Linked DNA regions of Mus musculus: region 1 is linked to region 2. Evidence: chromatin loops called from intact Hi-C (ENCODE). Cell type or tissue: left cerebral cortex. All regions are shown on one strand. Each heading gives the region's core, and the rest is flanking DNA. Links, peaks and the distances in the headings are about the cores only. Region 1 has its middle 19 kb from the start of Gm46685. Region 2 overlaps Shroom4 (shroom family member 4).

Region 1 (8,572 bases), core at 1,506-6,505, 270 kb after region 2:
GCTACCAGGAGATTATTTTCTATTAGGAGAACAGTGACTCATGCGTGAGTAGTGAATACTGTAGCTGTCAGTGGGGACATCATGTTTCATATGGGAACGCTGGCAGTCAAGATTTGCCTCTGGGATCCGGATATTGCTGTCTAGCTAACAAGCTGTCATAGGCTGGTGTACACAGAATAGACAAATATATAGTGAACTGTGAACAGTGTTGTTCACATGAGTGAAGGACCCCAGGAAGATCTCAAGTTCTGGGGCATTAATGCTGTCTTGGTAAATTAGGAATCCAGTGCTAGGACTGGATCACAGATTCTCCTAACAGACTGTAGTGAAACACTTGCTTTCATCCTTTGGACAGTAGTTGAGTAGTCAGTGATGATACTGCAGTAGAGCAAAAATATGTCCTACATTTTGGATAAGGGTTTCCAGTGATATTGCAGGATGAAATGGAGGTTTATGGAAATGAGCACACAGGCTAAGGCCATTGGAAAATGCAGAGAATACACAATGGAAAACATAATACCAATAGCTAAAGCAATGGGGTTAAACTGTGGTAGTATCAGTGAATGAAGATGTGAAGGGGGAAATAGCTGTTATGTGGCAAGACTTTTCCTGGGAGACACCACATGTGTCTTTATACTCCAGATAGGAATCCTGTATCAGACCAAAGTAGGAATAGTACCAAAGTCCAACCTGGCTTAGCTATGAATTTATTGGGGTTACTTACATGAATATGGGTGAGGGGTTCCTTACAGGAGCAAAAATGTCTAAAACATACAGCTGCTTTCACAAATCACAGTCCACCAGACTTCTCACAAAAGTGGGGGGTGGATACCCGAGAACACTTCCAGCCTACAGGCAGCTCAAAGACTTGGAGACTGTCCTTTCCAAGTGACTCGGTTGGTCTAAACATCTTCCTGACAGCTTGGCTGATCTAGCTTCTTCTGGGCAGTTGGTCTGGTTTCAGAGTCTTCTTTGCTGGTAGGTTGTCTGAAAGCCACTCACATCAGTCTTTTTGTTATACTTTTGGGAGGGAGGGAGGGAGGGAGGGAGAGGCCTAGTGAATCTGGCCAGTTTCAGGAACTTCCTCTTATTATTTGGGGTTATTTATCTTCTGGTTTTAACTCCACTGCAGGATGGAATGTTCCAATATTTGAGGAAACTGCTATACAAAAAGATCCGAGACATGTTTGGATTGAGGCATGAACCAAAGATACAGACCACACAGAAGCTAGAAGGACAAGTAGGTAGTGACGTGGGAGATTGGCTAGATGGTTGTCTTCTGAAGTGTTTTAGAGCTAAGGCAAAAGAGGGGAAAGGGAAATTTGGAGCAGGATGTGGAGAGCAAGAGAAGGGCAGGGATACTTGCCACGCAGCTGGCGATAGGTATCTGTCTCTACAGGGATGTTTTTCTTATAAAGGGGTTTGGGGGTTGGAAAACCTGTTCTTTCTTGATTGTGGGGTAGTACTGAAGAGGCAGAAAGCAGCAGGACGGATTCCATCTTGTCTTCTAAACTCTATTTTAAGCTGCTGTCACTGGAGTGATATGACTTCTACCCTTAAGGTCTGAGAAAAATCACGAAATGTCCCTGACAGTAGCAAAATAGACACAGTAGCTGTAGCTAACTGGTAACAGCAGAGTGGGCTAAGAAAGCATAAGTCTTTCCCAGGTCAAGATCCCTCTTTTTAGATGTGAGTTCTTCCCTTGTGATCTGAACAAATGCTAGCAGTTTGAAGGTTAACATTCCTTTACCCATTACCCAATCATGTAATGCCAAGCCTTGAGAGCCCCAGCTTGCAAACTTTTCCTAATATAAACCCTAAACCCCTAGAGCCAAGTGTCACTCTCCTAACCTGTTGTGCAGGGAAGGTTTGTGACCCAAGCTTGAGCTTAAATAAAGAATCTTATGTGCTTGCATCCAAGTTATGGTTCCTGGTGGTTGGTCTCTTTGGGGTTTTTGAAATCTGGGCACAACAGTGCTATTTACACACATTGTTTACAGAAGAGAAAAATGTATGGATTTGAAATTATACTTCAGTGAAAATAAAGTCAGCACCATCTCAAAATACATATTTATTGGCAAAATCAATAAGATATATAAGTTGTCTTTGAGTAGAAAGTAATTCAATTAAATAAGAGCAAAAGAATGGGGTGAATAAGTAATATTCCATGTCACTTGATTGGAAGTCTGCAGATTTAAATTCCATTTATTCCTCCTGAGTTGGTCCCTATATTCAACACTATATACAAGAACTATTTTGTGACAATGCCTGGTCTATATTTTTATAAAAATTAACTGTCAAAGCAAAGGAATATACACTTGACAAAGAGCAAGATCAGGCGCACAACATGTCAAAGACCCAATTTGTGGTGTCTGTGCCCCTGCAGGCCAGGGGAAACTGCCTTTTACAGTTAGTTCCAAAACATAGGGCTTCTCCTTTGTATCACCAGCCTGATTGAGCCTGGATTTTAAAAGACAGCTAAATCTTTTGAAAGATGACTGAAGACTATGCATGTTCATGTTCATATGCGTGTTCATATTTCATTTAGATTTTATAAGTGCAGTCTTTCACTGTAATAAAAAGACCATGTACAACATTTATCCAATTATTTCAAAATTTCAGTGGAATGGCAGAGATTTTAGAAATACAGCTTAGGTGACTCAAGAAAATATAGAACTATGAACTGACTAATAGCAATCAGAATAAATGAACAATAAAAATTATTTCCCCCAAGGAGTCCAAAAGTAAAATGACCACCAAATCTCAATGAGCTCATCAAATCTTAAAGAAAACCAAGTGATACAGGAAAGAAGACTCGATTTACATTTGTAGCATATAGACAGAAATGACAACATGCATATTCCAGACAAATGAAGACAGGAGACCAGGTTAGCCAAACTCAGGGAAATAAATGAAAAATAATGATGAGAATTATTATTTTTATTTTTTTAATTAATATTTTTATTAGATATTTTCTTCACTTACATTTCAAATGCTATTCCCAAAGCCCCCTATGCCCTCCCCCCGCCCTGCTCCCCAACCCACCCACTCCTGCTTCCTGGCCCTGGTATTCCCCTGTACTGGGGCATATGATCCTCGCAAGAGCAAGGGCCTCTCCTCCCATTGATGGCCGACTAGGCCATCCTCTGCTACATATGCAACTAGAGACACAGCTCTGGGGAGAATTATTAGCTCAAAAACTCATTATCATGCAGATAAAGGGATATGTCATGGCCAAAGGCTGATCATTAATAAAATCATATCAAAACCGACTATGTTAGCCAAATATAACATGGAGATCATCTCAAGCAATAATAAATAATAAAAAGTGACAAATCTCAAGCTACCTTTAAATCTTAAGCTTTTCATATCCCTAAGAAGTGAAAGGAACTCTATATTCTCCACAAATTGCTAAAAAACCATAAGAAGGCTAAGATGCAGTTTGGTGGCAGAGCTTTGCCTGCATGCTCTAAGCACTGGGATCTAATTTCAACATCACCAGCAAACCAGCAAACAGAAATCCACAATACCATACAAAATAGTAAACTAGTAAAAGCTTTCCTTTTGAAACTGAGGAATTCCCTTTAACAATTCTTTTGTACATCTTAATTCAGTGGATGAGAAGATTAATGGAAGTATAAGGTTGCAGAAGAGAAACAAATTTGTTATTACTCATACTGTTGTTAATGACTTTGCTATAACAAAAATTCTACATTTAAGTTCTTAAAGTATGTTTTCTCAGTTGGGGATGTAGCTTAGTGGTAGCGTTGCTTACTATGTACAAGGTCCTGGGTTCAAATCCTAGCACTGGGAATAAAAACAAAACATGGCAACTGGATAATATATATGAATGAATGTGTGTATACATACAAATACACACATTTATATAACTGAGTATATATGAATACATATATATATATTTACATACATATGTAACTTGCAAACCTATTTATAGTTTTTAAAAGTAATGAAAAATGAATAATGTATTCTCACCAAAGTATCAAAAATAGGGGTGGGTCTAGTCAGGCATACATAGCAGATTCATCAGTATGCCTTTCACTCATAAAATTAAGCTATGATCCTGAGTAATAATGAGCTGAAAGAAAGTGCTAAATTATCCCTTAGTGCTGGTGGATAGAAGGAAGGAAATCCACTGTGGGAGATTAGATCCCTTACGGTACAAGGCATAATTGGCAGAGAAGCTGTATGAGCCAGGGTGCAGCTGATCCCAGTGGGGACAATTGAAAAAGCAGCTCTTAGGAGGGCTCAAAGTTAACAGGCTGCTGTTCTCTTGTTTGTCTGTTGAGAGGGCTGCTAATTACTTTCATACAGACATTACAATGTTGCCATGAAGGATCCTCTGTTCTGGACCAGTGGCTGTGGGGACATCAAATAGCTGCAAATCTTCATCAAGGAATCACTGTTACTGCTAGAAAGGGAAGACAGTCTCACCTTCTTTCTGTATCCCTCCACTGCCCTCTACTGGGGCAGTTTAATATTGTCCATGAAAAAAAGATGCTTAATTTAGTGTTTTCATAGAGTATGCAGTCAGAGCTGGGAGACAATAAATTGATGATTGATGCAAAATCACAAAATAAGTATAATGCAAAGGGTGGTAAACCTGTTCAGAGGCTCTGCTGTTGTAGGTTGAATGGTGCTTCTGTTTATGGCGTTCCTCAGAATGAGCCTTTTTGGAAATAGAAACATTTCAGCTCTAAGAACTTCAGGGGATCTAATTAGAATTGACCCTAGAGTTTTTGAAGATGAAGAATTAGAACACAGAGACAGACAAACTTGAAGGAAAGATCACAGGGAGAAATAGCCATCTATGTAGGAAACAAGGAGCAAGAAGCAAAACCAGTTCCCATCCACAACCCAGAAGGAACCAAGCCTGCTAAGATTTCATATTTCTAGCCTCCTGGACTTCAAGATAAACAACTCATGTCTTTTTCCTACTCAGTGATAGAGCTTTGTTACAGCAGACCAAGCAAGCTAAAACAAAATTTGCTACTCATAATTCGGGTACTAATGTAAAAAAAAAAAAATCAACTTAAGATATAGGTGCAAGTTGGAATTAGGTAAATCTGGAAGTATGGCAAGGCCTCAGGCCAGCTTGGGAAAATTTAGACACAAACAAACTGTGGCCAAAATTTAGCCCAGAGGCATAAGACGATTTTTCCTCAGAGCCTAGTGAAGAAACTGAATCCAGGAACACCTTGTTCTTACACGTATAGCCTCTGGCAAACAAACACGGATACCAATTTGATGTTCAAAAACAGAGAAATATCCTTTGTACATTAGTTGGGCAACAGTACTATAAAATGTCAGTTCTCTCTAAATTATTTTTTAAGATTCAATATATCCATCAAAATAATTATGTAATACAGCATTTGGCATAGTGGTTCTATAATAGCTTTTCTATTAGCAGTTTTCCTTTCAATGGTTTCAGTAACCTGCAGTCAACTGAAAAATATTACTTGGAAGGAAGGTTCTAGAAAAAATACAATGTTAAATCGAGTGCCATTCTAGGTTAGCAAGATGAGTTTTCATTATGGCTCATCATATCCAGGAAGTGAGTCATCTCCTTGTCCAGTGTCCTCATATTATGTGCTAACCAGCCTGGAGTTGCTCTGTAGCTATATTGGTCGTCACATTGCTCAGCACTGTGGTGAAGTGCCACACACATTACTTCCTGTGCAACCTCAAATGACACAAATGAATTGAATGATGTGGGGAGGAAATAATAATTACTCTGAGGCTCTCAACTCTTTTTGTCAAAATGTATACAGTTAAATGCATATAGGAAAAATCAAAATGTAAATTCACCCTCACGCATTGTTTTCTTCAGAATGTCAGTGTGCCTCATACTGTGACAAGGACTATATTACCTGCCATTAGAATGTGGTTGTTCTGAAACATTCATGAGATGGAAGTTTTGCAGCAATCAAACTGAAGAAATTACTGCTGTTCGCACCAAGATAAATGACTTTCACAAGTGTGAGCAAAAGTAGCATGTCAGCGGCAATAGAGTATGACCTCATGTGACAGCATTTAAGAGGGGACAAAGCCAGGGCATAGAGGGGTAGAAAACGATTGCACATGTATACACACACGCTGTGTCTGGGAGAGGACACACGAAAGGTCTGTGCGTTACAAAATGTCTGCCATTTAAACCAAGTGCTGCTTATGCCACTCTGTACCTTATAACTGAACTGTGCCGATGGTTTGTATCATATATTATAAATTACTAATACACATTTAATTATATCATTTGATTAAAAGCAAAAGTTTTGAATTAGATAGAAAAGCTAGTAGAGAAGAGCGAAAGCAGCATCCAAAAGGCCCTGGGTGCTATATCCTGACATACACATAGATATTATATACACTTTACACAAGGATGCATGTATAGAGCAAACTTGTACAGTAAACATCTTATGGTAACCATATAAAGTTGTTTGCTGTGATATGTTTTCTTCTTCAAACCATGGAGGCTACGAAATGCGTGGAAACAAATGTCAGCTTTAGCTCAGTAACATAACCTGAAAGCATTTGCAATGCCATGTCTTCAGTGTGCTGAGTCACTCTGATTGCTATTTATCATTCCTCTTGTACTCAGTACATTGAAGCATGGCCTTGAGTTTGACATTTTCAGACAAGGCTGAAAGACCCAGCAATAAGGAACATTAGGAAAAGAATGATCTGGATAACGTCAGAGAAGTATGAACACAGAGACCATCAACATCCAAAATAGAGCAACTTTTCCACGTGATGATGAGAATGGAGCCCAGGGTCTCATGCATGTCAGGTACACAGGGTACAACTGAGCCAGCCACACCTCCAAGACATATACAGACTTAGGTTGGGATCCTTTCTAATGTCTAATAGTGGGGGCAAAGGCAGACATAAAGAAGCCTGTGTTGCTACTTCGTTTCTGTGCTGAATAGAGGGACCTCAGCTGATCTTCTTTGCTCATCACATAGTCCTGAAGCACGAGCTACCTGCCCCGATGACATCACCACATCTTTCCCACTAATGCTGATTTCCTAAAATCCCCCAATAAGGATTCAGCAGAAATCTTAGTTCTCTTTTTTGAAGAAGAGAGCTGCACCTCCAGGCAGTAATCTTGCCTCAGTATCACACTTTCTCCGTGGGCCCGGCGAACTCCAGAATTGAGCATGGCAGAATTATGAGATGAGCTTTTATGTGTACATCACGTTTGTGTGTCTAAGTAACTGCCCTTCATAGATTTCAGACATCACCATATGCTAGAGGTGAGAGCTGTCACCTATTTTTTTCTTTGAGCATCCCCAGGCCTTTGAACTCCAATATTCTCTCGGGCTTAGTTTGCCCTCTGCTTTCAGAAGGGGCTCCAGATACCTTCATCGTCTTAGCCTGGGGCATGGAATAAAGAGCGACTGGAAAGGCAATAAAGCCATCTGTGCCTCAATCAACTGGCCTTCAGGTTCCTTCCATATATCCACAGAAAATGCTTAACTAATCTTTTTGGTTTTATTGTTTGTCTGGTTGGTTATTTTTGGTTTATTTTGAGGGGGGATGTTTTTCTGTTTTGTTTTGTTTTTTTGAGACAGGGTTTCTCTGTAGGTCTATCTATCCTGAAGCTAGTTCTGTAGATTGGACTGGCTCATAAAGATCCATTTGTCTCTGCCTCCCAAGTTCTGGGATTAAAGACGTGTGGCACCACCACCTAGCTTTGAATTCATGTATTCTATTGGATATTCCAAGAAAACGTGTGCTTGAGACTGAGTGGGTGTGGGCTGGGAGATCTGGAGTGTTGTGTTGTAGATGGAAGAAAAAGAAGGCACTTGTCTCCACTATTCTGTGATCCCATGGCCTAGGGCCAGACTTCTTTATTTTTATTTTTATTTACAGATTTATTTATTTATTTTATGTATTTGAGTACACTGTAGCTGTTTTCAGACATGCCAGAAGAAGGCATCAGATCCCATTACAGGTGGTTGTGAGCCACCATGTGGTTGCTGGAAGTTGAACTCAGGACCTCTGGAAGAACAGTCAGTGCTGTTAACCACTGAGCCATCTCTCCAGACCCAATATTCTTTATTTTTTATTTGCTTTCTTACCAATGCTGAGACAAATGCTCAGTGAATTTACAGAGTTGGATTCTCTGAGTCGGATAATTTAATACAGAAATATGCAGGTAGCGTGGATACAGGAGTGTAAGGAAACAGTAACTGAGTTTTCCATCAATTTGCATCCTTCATGCAACACAGCAGTTGTCTCAAGGAGGTCAAAATGAATTTAGTGATTTAAGAAAGAGATTCCTGTGGCTATGAGGCTAATTTAGCAATAGCAAAAGAATAGGGTTTGTGCTATAGCTCTGCAGAGATGATTCCATAGAATCATCTCTGGGCTGCACAGAAAAGGTGGACTGTCTTTCTTGGGTTGGGTCCTCTTCATTTACTCTTCATTCACTGTGTTGGGTCATCTTCATTCACTGTGGGTTGGGTCCTCTCCATTTATACCACTAACCTCAACTTCCATGCTTCTCTATGTTCCTTCTACTTGGATGCATCTCTGTCTGACTGTCTGTCTC
Region 2 (8,572 bases), core at 2,325-7,324:
AATAGAGCTCTCAGTGACAGACAACAATGACTAAAGAACTATTGTGTTTCTCACTTGAATGTCCAAGTAGATGGTGATGCTATCAACTACTACTGGGGATGGGGGTGGGTACGGGACTAGAGGATACCTGCAGATTTATACTCCCCACTGCAGGGATTCTGGTCATATGCTGCACCCTCCCTTGAACCAGCCTTTCATCAACAGGGTTCATATGCAGCTCAGAAAGTCAGAATTTGAATTTCCTGTTGGATTTTTCTGTGATGATTTGTATTGGTCTTCTGAATGTGTGAAATTGAATCTGAATAGAGACGAGGTAGTTACTGTAGGGTTGCATTTAGTTTTTCTCTACTGATTCTGGAGAATTGAACCTTGATGCCTCAAGGCAGTGTTTCACAAACTGTTGGCTTTTAATTTGGAAATGTGATTAAAATACGTAACTGGAATAACTCCCACTAACCAAGAGTTTTGATTCATTTAGACCCAATATAGCATCCAATAAAATGCATTTGTAACAACTTCCTACGTGATATTCACTAATGAGCACCAGTTCTAAAACATCTATCATATAATTAAAATCTCTCTAATGGATCTATGTATCTTCTTTAGAAAAATTGAAATAATAGTCACAAACTATATTCTCTGTTCAGTGACTGAGGAATCGTGGACAAGAAAGACTGTAGGTATCAAGGGTCAATGAGAGCAAGGACTACAACCATGTTCTTCATGTTTGAGTTTTCAAACTCAAGCAAAAGCCTGGCATTTAACAAATATTGATGGCTCAAATGCTTACAAGAACTAACTATGGTGCTGCATGCCTATAATACCAGGACCTTGGAGGCTGAGGCAGGATGATCATGAGTTCAAGACCAACCTGGGTAAGAGTTTGTTTCAAGAGGGCTGGGGAAGAGGTTGGCAAGGTCCATTGCACAATCAAGAGAGTAAGTTGTTAATACAGAAGGAAGTATTCCTTAAGACGAATACCCAAAACTATAAAATGTTTGTCCATCTAAAAGAACGATAGAATTTCTCAGTATGGCATCTTGAATTGTGATAGAAAAGATGACCACGAACTAGATGCAAAAGCACATCATACAAATGGGCACATAATCTGGAGGTTGACTGATAACACTTACAAGGAAAACAGAATAATAAAGGCTGATTTGAATTTCAAAATTAAAGAATATCCCAACAGAATAGGGGCGTAACTAAGCCAATGCATGTAAAAATACTGCTCATTCCATTATTTCTTGGTTTGTGGTTTGTTTTTTTGTTTTGTTTTGTTTTGTTTGTTTGTTTTTTGAGAAAGGGTCTCATGTTGCTTAGGCTGTTCTTGACTTCATTATGTATCTAAGGCTATCCCTGAACTTCTAATTCTCCTGTCTCTTCTTCCCAAGTCCCACAACCACAAGTACTGGGATTACGGAAATATGCTAATGTGGCACATGTGGTAAAACAAAACAAAACAAATAAAAACAACAACAACACAACAACAACAAAAAATCCCAAATCATCATCAACAACAACAAAAACCTATCACTATAATATACCCATTATTTTTCTTTCATTCCTTTGCCCTCCAGGCTTATTTTGTTTGCTTGTTTGTTTGTTTATTGATTTTTGCTACTGGGCACTGAGTCAAGGGCCTTGTGCTTAAGTAGGCACTCTACCACTAAGCTTTTCTTTGTTATGCTTTATGGTACTGGGAATGGAAAACTGAACCTGGGGCTTCACATATGGCAGGCAAGTGCTCTACCACAGAGCTGTATCATCAGCTATGTAACTACCATTTTATGCAATGTCTTTGGGCTATTCAGATAATCAAAATTATTAGTGTACATTTTCAGTGGAAATTTTGTTTTGAAAAGTCATCCACATATGTCCTTTATATGACATGCATATTTCTTTTTAAGGGTTCTGAGTTGGAGGTCTTTCTTTCTGTAGCTTTTAACTGGTTATTGAGGTCTAGTGTTATCTTTAAATTAAATTTGTTTTTCTTTGACTTTGCCTTTAAACTGATTCCAACACCTTACAGTTTGCTCATTAGAGTTAAATAAAGTGCAGCATATGTTCATTTCTAAGTCTGTATGAGTCAAGATTTTACCTTTTTCCAAAAACTCTATTTTGGCACTTAAACTATTATCCTATGGTTCTAAATTATATTTCATAGACTCATATTTATGCACTTTATGTACCAAAACTCAATAATTAGAGGATCCTGTGTGGGGGCAGTGCAGTGGGTTCTAGTATCAAAATAATGCTAGCTTTAAAAGCAACCTGAATAATTCTACAACACTTTCAGATTGATAACACTGTAATAGAGTTTAGGCTATTGCAAAAACTTTGAAGGTATTCAAAGTATGTGAACCCAAATTACTTTTGAGAATTTCTGTTTGGGTATTAGTGTCATTTTCTACATTTCTGTTGTTTCAGGTCCTTTTATTATACAGCTTCTCAATAATTCTGGCATTTAAAACTGAAGTAGATATGTTAAATTTCTCTGTGATTTCAAGATTTCTTAAAATATAGTCAATGTAATCTGTAGTTAATTCCAGAAACTATTTCTAGGATGTTATTTATCACTTATTTAAATTTTATTCATGATTCATCTTTGTTTACTTGATTAAATTTGATAGAGGTTTATCTATTGAATCCATCTCCCAAGTTCCCAAAATCAAGCCCTTGGCATCAATATTATAATAGATCCTTAGATATGTAATTGTATTCTTCATTTTTAATAAAATATCTGTTATAAATTCACTTCTGAATACTAATCTTGAAGTTTGACAAGTCATGCTTCCACCTTGATTATTTTTATTAGTTTGCTATTTTTCTCTGATCTGATATTTGCATGCAAATGTGTTCTCATGTATTAAATTTGTTTAAAGATTTTTGTTTAAAATTGTAAACTTTGTACATTATTATCAGAAACAAACCCAATGTTACTTCTGCTAAAAATTTGCATATATTTTCTCTGCAGCATAGCATATAATCATAGATTAGATGTTCCAAAAATACTGGAAAATAATAAACTATCTATAAAATATTTATAAATTGTATTAACTAGAATGAATGACATGTTTTTCAATTCTTCCAAGTGTTTCCAGTTTGGTATTCTTTGTTTTCTAACTTAAGTTATATCAATGTCTTCAATACAGATATTTTCATAATTGTTCTTTATACAGTGCTAACATAGTTTACTTCATATATTTAAATATCATGATTTTTAGTTCAAACTGATCACTTAGTCACAGAGTCCTAGCCCTAGCTGAGGAGCTGGCAGTACTCAATAGCTGCGAGGAGAGTAAAAGGTAGATTCTTTAAAGAGTGTGTCCCCTGGTAGATGAAAACGGTCTAGTAGATGACCACACAGTCAGGAGTATATACACAGCATTAATTGGATTGGTAATTATTTTAAAAATCCATGAAGGTACAAAGTTGGGTGGATATAGAACTGGGATACTAGATCTGAGAATAGATAGGGAGGAAAATGAGTATGACCAAAATACATTGCATAAAATTTTTAAATAACAAAATATTCAAATCGGCTTATGACTATGATGTCTTTAATGTGGTTAAATAGTCTATCCATATAAAATAAATCTTTTGAAAACAGCACGGCATTATGGTTCTTATTTTTTATTTTTGTCAAGTAGAGAAGTGGCCTGCTAAGATGCCTTTTCAGAGCATGGAGTGATTGGAAATAGATGAAACTGAATGCTGAGAAGCCAGTGGGTAGGCGCTCAAAATAGTACAGGTGAGAAACCAGGAGTGATTGGATTAAGACAAAACAAGAGAGGTTTAGAGCACGTTAGACATGTCATGGCGTGAAATTACTTACATTGGAGGAAGGTGAGACAAGAGGAGGCTCAGAGATAGATGCTTGCCTAGCATATACAAGGCCCTGCACTTACATACATGTGCACATGATTGATTGACTGATATGGATAGATAGGTAGATAGATAGATAGATAGATAGATAGATAGATAGATAGATAGATACAAGTTGGATTGGGTTTTCAAAGTAAGCCATTTTCTAAAGTCTTTTTGAATGGTCATGAATTTCAAAGGACTTAAGGCAAGACCTGAAGCCCAGCATTGTCAGTGATTTACTTAAACCATGTGTTACTCAAGTCTAAGTCAATAAGATGGACACTTATAAAGTATAAGCACATCGCACTTCTGTTATGCCCTAATTTATGAAGAACAGAGACCTCTTTTATAAACTGGAGGGGAAACTGTGACTAAAAAATTAGTAACTATAGCTTCCTACACCCTGCCCACAGCAGGTCAGAAGGGAAAGTTAAGTTTTCCACAAGAGGGCAGCACCACTTCATAAATTATGCATTGAATGCCTCAAGCAGAAAGGGCTGAAGTGGAGGTGCTGAAAAGGTAGAAAGGAAGGTAGGTACTGCAAGCCATCGTGCCTTTCATATCATGAAAACCAAAGGCCCCTGCTATCTCCAAGTTTATAACTATAGCCACTCCTAAGTGAGGCTCTGTAGTGGCAGCTAGTGCCAGTAGAGAGAATGAAGACAAGGTGAGCAGTTAAAACCCTGCATCTTCACATTCATCTGTGGGAGTAAACTCAAACGTCTCTGATGGTATTCACACTCCACTAGTGCATTTGCCTGTCTACAACCAGCATCTCACCAAGCGCCATGTTTTCTGCTCAGATATTGGCTGCCCCTAATTGTTTACCCAGCAAATCAAATTCTATAGACTAGGGTATAGTGTACATTGCAGTTCTGATACATCCCCACTAACAGTGTTTGCCTACCCCAATTATGCTCTACTTCAGTACCTCAGAGAAGAGAACTGAAATTCCCTGATAGAGCATTATGTGTCTACGGCCAAACCACCTTGATCTCAGAAGCTAAGCACATTCAGATCTGGTTAGGACTTGGGAGGGAAAATCCACTATGTAAAAGGCATTTTGTATAAGTTATATCATTTAATCTTCACAATAATAACACTATGCAAGGAACCCTAATTTCCATGTGATAGAACAAAGGAGTAACATCCATGAGTCTATCACATACTAAGGAAGAACCCTTATCAAGTGGTCCTTGTATGAAGTCTTAAAATATAAATTATAACCAACCTATCTATAGTGGAAAAGACTTGACTAGCAAGCATACTTAAGGCCTTGGATTCCATCCCTAGAATAGAAAAAAAAGGAACCATTCATACAAGATGGAATCAGTGAGAGTTGTAGCTATTATGCAGTATACAGCACTATTTACCATGATGCCTATATCTGGAAAGGCATGGCTTAATGTTAAGTAGCAGAAGATCATGCAGTAAACCAATGGGATGCTATATAATCCTTCCGGTGTATCCAATACTGTTACCTTTTCTCTTTTAGAAAAAGACTGGATAAATTGATTATTATATGTGATCAATAAAAGAATTGATGCTAGCTCTCCTTCTGGGTTTGTTGCTGGGGTGTTAGCAAGATAGGAAGCTTTTGTGGACAATATAGTGATATGTTAGGTTTGAAGCAGCATACTGTACTTGGAATGCTATATGTGCATTTCAGTGTAAATGTCCAAGATGAAATTGGTTATCTGGTCTGGGACAGAAGACACAGAATCATCCCCATATAAATACAAATTGAAAGAGGAGGAGCTGGTAAAAATTTCCATATAATCATTTCTATATTATGATGAAGTTAGAAAAGGTAGAATGGCCAAAAAGACAATGTTTAAAGGATGGTCAAAGGAATGGTTTAGTAATGAAGGGGTCCAGTTAAAATAGGAACCACAAAAGTAGGAGTCAATGACATAAATAGACTATGATAAAAGTCAGGGTTTCATAAAAGAGTTTCATAATGTGGACCAACTATCAAATGTCCTTTTGATGTCATATATGATAAGGACTGAAAATAATATACTGGCTCTGACAATGAGGCAACATTTTGTGCCTTTGATAGCCATTACACTTGAATTACAGGTGCCAAATTCAGACCACAGGGATCCTAAAGTTAAGAGAAGGAAAAAAATGTATATGCAGGAAGGATAGACTCTGCTTTTTGTGACTCACTAAAAACAAAAGGAGGAAAACAGTAGTAGCCAGAGGGAGAAAGAAAGCTCATGGAAGGTAATTTACATTTTCCTCTAATAATAGATTATAAATAATTTATATCATCATAGATATACTCTAATAATCACTTTTTAATAATAACAATGATGTAGAAGCTTTGGTATGTATATAAGATAAAGACAGGAAAACGACCACTGAGAAGGGAAGCCTGAGCTCCAGGAGCCCAGAGTGGAAGTGCCTTGCATGTGTTGAGTCACTGAGTCCTCAGAAGAACAAATGAGTTCTGAAGAAGCATTTACATGAATGCATGCAATGAGTGTACAGCAGTGTCAAAATATGAACCAAAGGCCCTTTGTCCATTCTTCTTTAGTTGTCTGCACTATTCTGCACAGATGAAATACCTGTTTTCTTGATGATAATGATAGAGTACTTTTCAATGGCCTCTATGCCTGTGCCTTACCTCCTGACAATCAGCTTGAGGATCCTGAAGGAGCCTTTGATAAGGATGAGGGCCTCTTGGCGGGAGCCATACAATGGAGTGCCATTGATATTCACCAGCTCATCACCAGTCCGCATCTTCTGAGACAAGGCTGCCTTGCCTCCATCTTCAATCTGTGTTGCAGAGAAAAAAACAGGAAGCAGGTGGTGAGCTGACTTCTGCTCCATAATTTTACATCCTAACTTCTCCCAACCTTGTAGCCACAAGTAGGAATGGGGAATACTTTCATTTAGAAAGAAGAGATGAGGAGCTGATCACAGGTTCCTGAAGGCTCTTGAGGAAGGAGACGAGACAGAATTAAGGCAATTCCTCCCTAAAGAATGAACCTGGGAAGACAGTACTTCTGAAAAAGAAAGGGATGCTTAGAAGGAAGTCCTTAACCCCATTACAAAATGGGATACAGAGCTAAACAAAGAATTCTCAACTGAGGAATACCAAATGGCTGAGAAGTACCTGAAAAAATGTTCAACATCCTTAATCATCAGGCAAATGCAAATCAAAACAGCCCTGAGATTCTACCGCACACCAGTCAGAATGGCTAACATCAAAAATTCAGGTGACAGCAGATGCTGGTGAGGATGTAGAGAAAGAGGAACACTCCTCCATTGCTGGTGGGATTGCAAGCTGGTACAACCACTCTGAAAATCACTTGTACAACCACTCAGACGGTTCCTCAGAAAATTGGACATAATAAAATCAGAAGATCCAGCAATACCTCTCCTGGGCATATACCCAGAAGAAATTCCAACTGACAATAAGAACACATGCTCCACTATGTTCATAGCAGCCTTATTTATAATAGCCAGAAGCTGGAAAGAACCCAGATGTCCCTCAACACAGAGGAATGGATACAGAAAATGTGGTACATTTACACAATGGAGTACTACTCAGCTATTTAAAACAATGAATTTATGAAATTCTTGGACAAATGGATGTATCTGGAGGATATCATCCTTAGTGAGGTAACCCAATCACAAAAGAAATCACTAGATATGTACTCACTGATAAGTGGATATTAGCCCAGGAACTTAGAATACCCAAGATACAATTTGCAAAACACAAGAAAATCAAGAAGAGGGAAGACCAATGGGTGGACACTTCGTTCCTCCTTAGAATAAGGAACAAAATACCCATGAAAGAAAGGAGTTACAGATACAAAGTTTGGAGCGAAGACGAAAGGATGGACTATCCAGAGACTACTCCACCCAGGGATCCATCCCATAATCAGCCACCAAACCCAGACACTATTGCATATGCCAGCAAGATTTTGATGAAGGGACTCTGGTATAGTTGTCTCGTGTGAGGCTATGCTAGTGCCTGCCAACTACAGAAGTGGATGCTCACAGACATCTATAAGATGGAACACAGGGCCCCCAAAGGAGAAGCTAGAGAAAGCACCCAAGGAGCTGAATGGGTCTGCAACCCTATAGGTGGAACAACAATATGAACTAACCTGTACCTCCAGAGCTTGTGTCTCTAGCTGTGTATGTAGCAGAAGATGGCCTAGTCAGCCATCACTGGGAAGAGAGGCCCCTTGGTATTGCAAACTTTATGTGCCCCAGTACAGGAGAATGCCAGGGCCAAGAAGTGGGAGTGGGTGGGTAGGGGAGCAGGACGCAGGGAGGGTATAGGGAACTTTTGGCATAGCATTTGAAATTTGAAATGTATATAAAGAAAATATCTAATAAAAAAAAAGGAAGTCCATATGGCAGCTAAAGCAGCCCCATGGCATTGCAAACTGTGCACACAAATCAGAGCTCCATCAAACGTCGGCAAATCTTTTCCTACCTTTACACAGGCTTTGAAATCTGACAAACTTGTGTTTGAATTCTGGCTCTACTACTTTCTAGCTGTGAGATCCTGAGAAGGTTACCTAACACTGGTGGCATCAAATTTCCTTGTATGCATACTGTAGAGAGCAAAAGCACCCACCTCGCCTGATTGTTTCATCACCCGTTTGAGGGCTCTGGGTTCTTTTTTTTTTTTTTTTTTTTTTCCATTTTATCCTTTTATTTTTTTTCCCATTTTTTA

Evidence for each region. Hi-C counts contacts between places; a loop is a spot of excess contacts. Peaks named below come from ENCODE experiments on the same cell type or tissue, not always from the same donor. Only the 100,000 strongest peaks of a DNase experiment are listed, where the experiment ranks them.
Region 1: a loop joins it to region 2, with 5 times the contacts of the local background. A loop is called at or near these places in 19 of 42 quality-filtered maps.

The regions. Positions count from the first base shown.
Region 1 is chrX:6,250,118-6,258,689 of GRCm38, reverse strand. No RefSeq gene overlaps it. Among named protein-coding and RNA genes, the nearest start is that of Gm46685, 19 kb to the right of the region's middle. In left cerebral cortex, for the core only: a CTCF peak has its summit at 4,476 (motif pointing left); DNase peaks (open chromatin) are centred at 4,473 and 5,629.
Region 2 is chrX:6,518,875-6,527,446 of GRCm38, reverse strand. Shroom4 (shroom family member 4) reads right to left here. Exons shown (of 9, transcript NM_001040459.2): 2 at 6,503-6,654. All of the region lies in intron 2 of 5430428K19Rik (RIKEN cDNA 5430428K19 gene), which reads left to right. Among named protein-coding and RNA genes, the nearest start is that of 5430428K19Rik, 52 kb to the left of the region's middle. In left cerebral cortex, for the core only: a CTCF peak has its summit at 4,309 (motif pointing right); a DNase peak (open chromatin) is centred at 4,320.